Regions from separate parts of the Homo sapiens genome. Here region 2 is linked to region 1. A link is a loop called in an ENCODE intact Hi-C map of the cell type or tissue named here. Cell type or tissue: PC-9. All regions are shown on one strand. Links, peaks and the distances in the headings refer to the core of each region. The heading gives the core; the rest is flanking DNA.

Region 1 (5,387 bases), core at 242-5,241:
TATAAAGCAGGCAGAAAAATGTGAAAAGACTGGGCTGGCCTACCCTCCCACCGTCCCAGCCTACATCTTTCTCCCATGCTGGATGTATCCTGCCCTTGAACATCAGACTCCAAGTTTTTCAGTTTTGGGACTTGGACTGGCTCTCCTTGCTCCTCAGCTTGCAGGCGGCCTATTGTGGGATCTTGTGATCATGTGAGTTAATACTTAGTAAACTCCTCTCCCTCTCTCTCTCTCTCTATATATATATGTCTATATATATACACACACATAGATGTCTATATCTCGATATCTCTATATATGTGTATGTGTGTGTGTATATATATATGTGTATATATATATATGTGTATATATATATGTGTATATATATATGTGTATATATATATATGTGTATATATATATATGTGTATATATATATATATATATATATATATATCTCCCTGTAGAGAACCCTGACTAATACATTGCATCATCATTCTGCCCAGAATCTAGACCCAATTTTTATATTTGACCTTTTTTTGGCAAGGAAAAAACTGGGATTGTTTTTATTTTAACTATTTTCCCCACCTAGCGCTAGATAAAATCATAACAAAGACATGGTCCATGAACAGTAGGCTGGAATTTAAGAAATACTAGACCAATAAGCCAGAATTCAAGACAGGTAAGCTTCTTCTGTGACAAAAATCAAATTTATTCTCATTTCTTTGCTTTTGCTTTTCTTTATTTTTTCTTTTCGGTCTAAGCCATTATAGGCTGGAAAACTGCTGGCTTTGCTTTCTGGAGTTATCGTGTTTTAGTTTGCCTTTTTTCTCCCGTCTAAGCCAGTCCAACAAAATGGGACGAACTAGGGCTGCATGGCCAGCAGCTATAGCTACAGTCACAGGCAATGGGAAGGCTGGTTCCAGATGGCTAGGCAGATGTCAGGGTGCCTGCCTAGGATGGAGCAGAAGACCTGTCTTCTGGATGGTGAGTGCTCAGTGCACGGCTGAAGTTCCCAGGGGCTGGCTCCCTAGGGATGTACCTGGAGCTTCTATCTGCAGGGTAATTGCAGAGCCCAGCTGCTCTTGGGAGCAGGTCTGTCTGGGCTCAGGGTCTGGGCAAGGCTGGGCTGCAGGATGAAGATATTCATAACTACAGCAGCAAAGGTCTAGTAGCTTCTTACTTTCTCAATAAGGCTTGTAGTTTCTCTCTGGAGTCCTTCACCTTGGTGTGGCATGGATATATTTTGGCTCTGCTAGACTCCCCATGACCACATTAACTAACAATATGGCCCTCCCTTTGCCTCCTTTGCTTAGGATTCTGGAGATGCCTAAGTGCATTCTAAGGTATGGCTCTGTGAAAAAGAATAATTAATTACTGGAGGAAACACAAAACATTAATGAATGCAGTCACCTTTAAGGAGAGGAGTTATGGTGGGGGCAAGGGTGAGGGGGTGAGGGAGGGTGGTGTTCCTTATGAATGTTATACCATGTGAATGTTTTACCTAATTAAAAAATACTAAAAAGTTATCAACTCAGTCATTTCTTAGTTCTCTTAAATGTCAGTTTCTCTGGAGAGAAAAATTTGCTCTGCAGTATGCAAATAAAGGGCTAGATACTCCACAAAAATTGTGATACTTTTGACCAGAATAAAAATATGAAAAATAAGTAAAAGTGGGATGATGAGAAGGAGGAGGAAATAAACTCTCCGCTTTTATTTTTTGTTGTCTGAAGTGTCCTTTCATCCTATCTTGGCACCTTTTTATTTGGGTCTCTTCTCTCCTTAGGGTTTTCTCGTTGTAGCCTAGAGGTCACGTCTTCATGTTCCATATTGGATGCCAAAGAGTTTAGTGGAATTTCCTTCTGGGTTATGTGAGAGGTTGAGTGTTGGGTTTATCACTTCCCTATATGGACCAGGTGGTATTACTTTATCAAGCTGGGCAAACACTGATGGACATCCTCCTCCATCTGTTTCTAGAACTCTGCAGTAAATGCTAGATTGAAGCAAGCAGCTTAGGCTGAGGATATAAACCAGCTGTGCCTTCTCTACTCCTGAACATAAGGTGGCCAATCCCACAGAGCTTACCCGCCCCTGACAGGCAGAGAAGGGGACACTAAGCCTGCCCTTAGAAGCACATCCCTTCATTGAGCACTCATCAAAATGGTACCAATGAAGTATTAAGCTTGGGCCAATCAGATTGTAAGTAAGCTTGGGCCAACCCTCCTCCCTGGTACCCAAGCAGACTGGATAGAGGCCCTTGCTAGTGAACTTGATGAAGTTTGCTCTTTTCCACATGCAAAAATGGAAGTAAATACTGCATTTATTGAGGACGTAAAGGCAACTGTCATGAAGAAAAAACAATAAATGTGGTTTAAAAGTGCTCACAATTTTAATTCCAAGAGCCATTTCCAAAGTAAAATCATCTGGACATTGGTTGACTGGATGCAGAGGGTAAGCAGAGGGAGGGGAAAGACAATGAGTTTGTCTATCATCTTGTGCTGGTTGATGTGTTTGCTGGATAATCTCTTTCTGTCTGTTTATTGATCTATCATCTATCTATATCATCTATCATTTATCTATCAATCTGTCGTCTATCAATCATCTATCTATCTATCTGTCATCTATCTATTTATCATCTATCATCTACCTATCTACAGAGTGACAGAGAAAGAGAGCATGCTCTGAGTCCAATAGTCCATGTTGTTCTCTTCTGGCTTTTGACAGTGACAGAGATTGAGAAATCATGAGAGCTAGATGGAATTAGATGCTGAGAGAAAGAAAACATCACAGACCCAACACTGACGACCAACACAGTCTGTGGCTGATGACTAAATAATGAGAAGACTCACACAAAAAGTAGTATTAGTGATCAGGGAGACAGAGAGAGCACAGCTTTGTAAGACGCACGTTTGGAGGTCCTGGTGGATGGTGTGCCTGTAACCCATGAGCATCTCCATCCCAAACAGCCATCCGCACAGATCAGCCCTTTGGATTTTTCCATAGGTCATCAATGACCTTAGGAGAGCAGCTGCAGGAGACTGGGAGAGGCAGAAGCAAGAGAGTAAAAGGGATTTTCTGTGATTGATGGAGCAAAGCATCAGGTTACATGAGCACTGTGTGACTCATAAGGAAGAAATGATCATCTCAAGTGGCTATCACTCCAACAGAAGCAGCAACGGGCCAAGGAGCTCTGTTCAGATGCTGTGCTGTATCCACACAGAGGATGGTTCTACAAAAGCCAACTGTTGTATTAAAGGGAAGAGTCATCCTGAGTGACCACACATTAGAGAGGGTGGCACTGGCAACACACCCCATCCTCCCTGCTGCACTGTAGAAAGCCAATAGGGTTTGACAGGGGCACAAAAGCGTGATTGTTTTCATCTCTCTGGGGTCCAGCCAAGTAAGCTTAATTAAATGAAAATAATAGCATTTCAGTTCACCTGCAGAGGTGGGAGAAGAGGAATGAAAGTAATCCAAGTTTCCATCAAATACTTCTTGGTTCATGGTGCAGCTCTCTAATCACCTGATATTTATTGTTAACTTGTTTTTTTTTTCCTTCACTGTAGCTATTAGAGTAGAAATTTAATTACTGTGATTGAATTATTAAAGGATTCAGAAATACCTTTTGCATACTAAGCCTTTTCTTCCCCCTGAACTGGAAGCTGGCACTAAGAACTTTTCTGTCACTTTGGTATGCCTGAGTGCTGACTTCCAAAGCTTTGAGTCTTAACATCCTTGACAAAGGTTCATTTAATACATGCCATGTAAATATTAGGGAGAGATGTAAAATAGTGTTATATAAGAATTATATTTGAAAATATTACTGATAGGAAAGATAATGGCTTCTATTTATTATTATTATTTTTTGAGATGGAGTTTCGCTTTTGTTGCCCAGGCTGGAGTGCAGTGGCGCGATCTTGGCTCACTGCAACCTCTGCCTCCCAGGTTCAAGCCATTCTCCTGCCTCAGCCTCAAGAATAGCTAGGATGACAGATGCCTGTCACCATACTCGGCTAATTTTTATATTTTTAGTACAGATGGGGTTTCACCATGTTGGTCAGGCTGGTCTCAAACTCCTGACCTCAGATGACCCTCCCACCTTAGCCTTCCAAAGTGCTGAGATTACAGATGTGAGCCACCATGCCCAGCCCAGATAATGGCTTCTAAAATTTTATATCTATCTCAGGAATGTAATAGAGATCGACAATTATTAAGGAAGACTTGAAGCGGGGGAGCCTTTTAGCTTTTTGATTTAAATTTTTTTTCTTGGAGAAAACAGCAACAACAACAACCATACAAAACACTAGCAGTGGTGATCATTGGGAAAATAAAAACCTGAATTGTTTCAGCCCTGTTGCTTAGCAAAATAAAAAATAAGGCACCCTGATTTTTTTTTCCTTAGAATTATAAACTTGAATGGCCAATAGAGTAGTGGATCTTTTTTATTTTCAGGCTTTGGACCACTTGAATGAAGCAGGAGCTTGCAGGCATCACAGATTTTCATTTATCTCCCCCCAGATCTACCGTCCCATCCACAAAACTTCCCTTGGCACCAGTGTCTTAGTGGCTTCCACTGTTACGTAGCCTGAGTCGGCGTTTCTCCTGGAGTTGAGGGGGTTGCACTGCAGTGATGGTGACTGGTTTGTCTAGCATGCCCTGGGGCTTCTGGAAGTATTGGTTTGGTTCTTCCTTAAGGAACCTCTCCTGACAGATAAAAGGCTTCAATCCTGGACCACCTGGCTTCAGGAGCTTCAGGCCTTGTCACTTTGTCTGCCAACTGGCCTCCTTCATTCTCGACTCCCAGCCCCATTCTCCATTTACAGCTGCTCATGCCTGCCTGCGAATTAGATGCAAAAATCAGTTTTCTTCCCTTCTCTGGTCTCAGCTGGGTTTCCTGGATGCTCTTTTCTGATCTCTTCCACCAATTGTGATTCTTTGAACAGTTCTCCTAGTAAAGCGACTTCCTGCTCTGCCAGGTTCCTGGCTCCCCTCTCCCAGCAGATAACCCACAGGTCTCACAGACAAGACCCACACTGGCATCAATGGCTCTGAGCTCTGAGCCCCAAGCAAAGCACCCATGGGCCCCTGGCACTTTCTCAGTTTAACCAGTAGGGCTCTATTCCTGCATCTCCATAGAGAGAAGAAAAGCAGGGGGTCACTTATCCATCATTCATTCCATAACTATGGACTGAACATTTGCTAAGCACTAGGCCAATGTGCCTCTGTAGAGCCCTTCATCTATTATCCGAGAAGCTCAGCAGAGGGCACTCCTGTATTATAACAGTTAAGCACCGGGGCAGTGAACCTGAACCCAGAGTTCCACAGCAGGTCTGCAGTGAGAACATGCAAATAACCCCACACTTATGCGCGCACGCGCGTGTGTGTATGTGTGTACACGTGTGCCCATGTTC
Region 2 (5,387 bases), core at 293-5,292, 610 kb before region 1:
ATTTTTCTTAACGTTTGTTTCTCTTGGTCCTGTCTTTTTTACCATAACCTTTAATTTTTATATTTTATTTTGCTCATTGTAGATAAAAATTGTAGAGGCTCCGATAATGATGTTTTTCTTCAAAGAAAGTTTTTTTCTTCCTGTCAGGCAGTTCTCTATCAGTGAATCACCTTGGGTCCCATGGAGGCTTGATTTTCAGCTTTGTTAGAGGTGGTCTCTATTCCTCATGCAACGATTTAAAAAAATTCCCACAGGGAAAACAACCAGGGTTAATGTAGACATTATCTTGTGTGAGCACTATTCGCAATAGCAAAGACCTGGAACCAACCCAAATGTCCAACAATGATAGACTGGATTAAGAAAGTGTGGCACATACACACCATGGAATACTATGCAGCCATAAAAAATGATGAGTTCATGTCCTTTGTAGGGACATGGATGAAGCTGGAAACTATCATTATCAGCAAACTATTGCAAGGACAAAAAACCAAACATCGCATGTTCTCACTCATAGGTGGGAATTGAACAATGAGAACACATGGACACAGGAAGGGGAACATCACACACCGGGGCCTGTTGTGGAGTGGGGGGAGGGGGGAGGGATAGCATTAGGAGATATACCTAATGTAAATGACAAGTTAATGGGTGCAGCACACCAACATGGCACATGTATACATATGTAACAAACCTGCACGTTGTGCACATGTACCCTAGAACTTAAAGTATAATAAAAAAAAGAGAGAAAAAAAAAGAATACCAGAAAAGAAAAAAAAGAAATTATCTTGTGTGCTTCCCTTCTCTCACTCTCACAATTGTGCCTTTCAGTACTGTCTACATTAGTTGCTGCCCACTGCTTCACACAGTCATTTTGTACATTTTATTCAGCTTTTATAGGATTTTTTCTTGGCATGAAAGTTAGTCCAATTTAAGTCACTCCATTATGTCTGAAAGCAGACACTTGATTTGTCTCAATTAGAGATATTTTACAAAGCTTTTATGGCCTCACTTTTTACATGCCTGATTGGAATATAGAATGTTGGCGTTGTGAGTATGTGCGTGTGTATTTGTATATACACATACTTCTACTGCTTTCATGCTTCTGTTAATTACTCCTTGTATTTCAGTTTTTGCTTTATGTATTTTTAAAGCTGTAGATGGCACTTTCTATAAATTTAAATGTCCAATTTTGTCTCAAGTATTTTTTCTAGCCATTGCTGTCATAAAATTTCTTTCTCTCGCTAGTAGTTTGGTAGCCTGGAAAAAATAGGAGTGGAGAAACTCCAGAGACCATAATAGCAGGGAGAGTTACCACCTTACCACTTTGTTTCTTATCGTCTTTGCCAAACCATCCAAACATTTATCTGTTTTGTTCACCGTTGCCTGTCATGCTTTCCATATAGAATAAACTTTTAATGTTATTTAATTGTAACTTCTCTTTTAATCAGCAGTCTATTGTGGTTTTGTATTCTAATAGAAGATGGAAGCCTTTGCCTTTTAATAAATAGCACTTATTACGTGTCAGATTTTATGCTTTTTTTTTCAGTCACCTTGATATTTCTTTTTTGTTATTCCATTTACTCTAGGAAACTGTGATTCACTTCCCCATGTAAAACTGATCCCCAGGCATTCAATCTATTCCTTAGTCGTTAGTGGTTGCCCACTAAGTTTCAAGCGAGGAGACAGCTTCCTGACTTTCAATCCATTAATACATTTTGATCACAGTCCCACCACTTAACTATCTTTGTCATCTCAGGTAAGGTCCTCAGTTTTGTCACCTCTAGAACAAATCAATTAAACAAAATGATTTGTTCTCTACAAGTATAAAGGTTTAAAAGATAGTATTCCACTAGGCTTTTTTGCTTATTTTCTTAATAAAAACACCCCAAATATTTCTAAAGCAGCAGGCTTCTTAGCTTTCTCTGAAATTACTTCAGGCAAAGGCACTATTCAATTATGCTTATCAGCTCAGACTGATGGGCTATATGTCTAAAATTGGCCCATAAAGGTAAAAGCATTATTAATTAATACATGAAAGCTTAGGAAATAAAGTACTTTGGAAAATCTATGAATTTTCATTTGAATAACATTACAAAAGAATTTAAGTTGCAAGACCATATACAACATCATAAGTTAGGGAGGAAAATAAAGAATAAAAAGAAATTTCAGATACAGAACCAATGGAGATGGAATTACTAGTTTGGGATGAACGGACTGGAAATAAACAAGCTACTGTTTCCTTCCTCGTCTTTTCACAATCCGCTGCAATGGATTCAGAAAAAGAAAGATTGTAATTGTTACAGCCTGTTTATTTCCACCAGGGGGAGGTATAGTATTGCAAATAAAGTTAAATTATTTAACAAACAGAGTAATAAAATAGCTATTGACTGAAAACAGGCTTTTTTTTTCTGGTTTTGCAGAAAGAAGGTAGGGAAGAGAGAGTTCTAAGACTGTGTGAATTAACCTTTCATGCTTAATTCCTGTACCATTTGATAAGGAGAAGAGAAACTCCTGTGTAGGAATTCAATAAAATTTGTCCTTCTCCAGAAAAAACTTCATACTATAATTTTGAAAAAAATAAAATATATATTGACATAAACTTCACCTTTGTATTAACTCTTCCTAAGATATATGTCATTTTCAATGAAAATCTATGAAACCTTTGTCAAAATTGACCTGGAATATGAGTGAAATGATAATAATTGTGGGTTTTACAAATTAATTTGAAATAATTTAGAATGTATCAAGCACTGGTCGATGAGGGAAGGATATAAACAACACACAACTAAGGGCTGCTGCCCAGGAGGCACCAACAATTAAAGGCTGAGATCGTGGTAAGCAGATCCAAGGAATGAAAGGAAAAAAAAGAAGGTGTTTGAAACAAACTCTTGGAGGCCCCAGAGTCTGCAGTGAACACAAAAACTGCAGGGGCTGGAAGCAGAGGAGCAGGGGCAAGTCGTGGGGGAGAGGATGGCTTGGCCTGCAGGATGGGAGCATCGGGAAGGACCACGGGGTGAGAGAGGCAGAGCTTCACTTTCAGGAAAAGTGGGAGCTAAGGCATGGCTGGAGAGGTGGCTTCGCATTATGGATGACCTTGAGTGCAGAGCCAAAGATGAGAGATGTGGCCAGATGAGGCACGATGACAGCAGCATCAGGTGGGGGTGTGCGGGTGGAAGGGGACTGAGCTGAATGTCCCTGAGTCTCAGACCAGAGAACCAGGCTCAGCCAATACTTTCTCATGCTCACATCTCTGGTCAAGTCACAGAAGGACTCACTTCCACCACCTCCTCTATGCTGCAAACGAAATGCCACCCACACGGTACCCTTCTTTGTTTGAGTTATGTAAATTAAAAATAGTGTGATATAGGAAAGATTAATAAAATCTCACTCCAAATGAGATGGATCTTCTCCAAACTAGGAAGAAGAATCACTGAGAATTGCATACTGTAATTTCAAAGCTTGCAAGCAGAGTCCATTCTAGCTTGTCTTTATGCTATTGTCATATGGCAGGAATAGTTCCACTGTGTACAGAAATTCCTACCCATCCTTTAAAAAATTATATGAATATTTTAAAATTTCAAAGCCGCTTGCAAGCTTTGAAATTACAGTATGCTATTCTTGGTGATTTTTTTTCTTAGTTTGGAGAGAATCCATGTCATTTGGAGTGAGATTTCATGAATCTTTCCTATATCAAATTTACATAGCTCAATATAAAACAATAGACTTTCAAAAACAGATGCGTCATTAATTATCATTCAGCTGATTTTCTCTGCCATGTGAAATCCAAATATATCTCAATGGTCCACGTGGCCCATTCTCACCATGGTGTCATCCAAAGCATGCGAAGTAACTGTAATGCCAATCACAGTCATGTCTCTAAGAAAGTTAAATGACATATATTTCACACACGACAGTAATCCTTTTAAAATTCCTTTTCTTCTTTTCTTTTTTCTCCCTCTCTACAAGCCCCTAAACTTTTCTGAAGCCTACCCATTTGCTTTTTCTGTTTCTTCTCTGCTTTGCTTTTTCTGCGTTCTAAGTCAGCTTAGCCTTTCTACTTTCTTTTAGGTTTCTTTCCTCTACAACCGTGAGCAGATTCTCCATAACCAGTGAGATCTCAGATCTGACTCAGGAAAGGGTGTCTTCACCATGTAGCCAACACTTTTATTTTTTATTACCCTTGCTTTGTTATATAATATTTTAACATAAGGCTTCAACTACCTCCATACTACTTTGATTTTTTTCCTCCGCATCATTCTTAATGTTTTTCAGTGGCCTCTTCTAAAATAGCAAGTAGTATAATAGTGCTTCTTTGGCCTCCTCACCATTGACTTTTTTGTGTTTTTTTGGTTTTTTGTTTGTTTTTTGAGATGGAGTTTCACTCTTGTCACCCAGGCTGGAGTGCAATGGCACAATCTTGGCCCACCACAATCTCTGCCTCCCAGGTTCAAGCGATTCTCCTGCCTCGGCCTCCCAAGTAGCTGGGATTATAGGCGCCCGCCACCATGCCTGACTAACTTTTGTATTTTTAGTAGAGATGGGGTTTCACCGTGTTGGCCAGGCTGGTGTCGAACTCTTGACCTCAGGTGATCTGCCTGCCTCGGCCTCCCAAAGTGCTGGGATTATAGGTCTGAGCCACCGTGCCCGGCCTGTCACCACTGACTTCTGATTTAAGGACACAGATTGTCACACAGCAACGGTACCACCACTTCTCGATGGCTTAGATGACGTTCCCATAGGAGATAATAACGATGTTAAAATTGCACGACAATGGTTGCTCACAGAAGTTCAGATGCAAACGAACAGCCACGTGCTTCATATTATTCTTTTAAAAGCTGGGTAGGAATTTCTTTTCAGTGGAAGTATCCCTAGCATATGACGACAGCACGAAGACGAGTCAGAATTGGCTGTGCTTGCAAGCTTTGAAATTATAGAATGCAATTCTCAGTGACTGTTTTTCTTAGTTTGGAGAAGATCCATCTCATTTAGAGTGAGGTTTTTAAAATCTTTCCTATATCACACTATTTTAATTTACATAACTCAAACACATCGAAGGTGGCGTTTCCTTTGCGGCATAGAGGAGGTGGTGGAAGTGAGTGAAAGTGTGCTGGATAAAGCCCAAAAGAGTCTGGAATCAGATCCCAAGAAGGACCCAAAGCAGGTGGGGCTGGGTGGAGGTTCGGGCTCTGCCTAGGGTGGGAGGAAGGCAACGGGCAGAAGGGCCCAGCAGAGAGCACTGGGAGTGCCGGGGCAGGTCCTGGTCCTGCCACCATCCTCTCCCTGCCCCGCCCCCTGCACGGACCCAGAAGGCGCTGGGCCCATCCCTCCATCAGCTCCCTGCCTGCAAGAGTCCTCCTGGCTCTGCCGCAGGCTGTTGCAGGGCTTAAGGG

What was found. Hi-C counts contacts between places; a loop is a spot of excess contacts. Peaks named below come from ENCODE experiments on the same cell type or tissue, not always from the same donor. Only the 100,000 strongest peaks of a DNase experiment are listed, where the experiment ranks them.
Region 2: a loop joins it to region 1, with 12 times the contacts of the local background. A loop is called at or near these places in 4 of 110 quality-filtered maps.

What each region holds. Positions count from the first base shown.
Region 1 is chr2:234,500,468-234,505,854 of GRCh38, reverse strand. No RefSeq gene overlaps it. Among named protein-coding and RNA genes, the nearest start is that of ARL4C, 6.1 kb to the right of the region's middle. In PC-9, for the core only: a CTCF peak has its summit at 5,239 (motif pointing right); a DNase peak (open chromatin) is centred at 3,094.
Region 2 is chr2:235,114,025-235,119,411 of GRCh38, reverse strand. No RefSeq gene overlaps it. Among named protein-coding and RNA genes, the nearest start is that of SH3BP4, 160 kb to the right of the region's middle. RefSeq lists an enhancer at 4,834-5,381. In PC-9, for the core only: a CTCF peak has its summit at 2,312 (motif pointing right); a DNase peak (open chromatin) is centred at 2,291.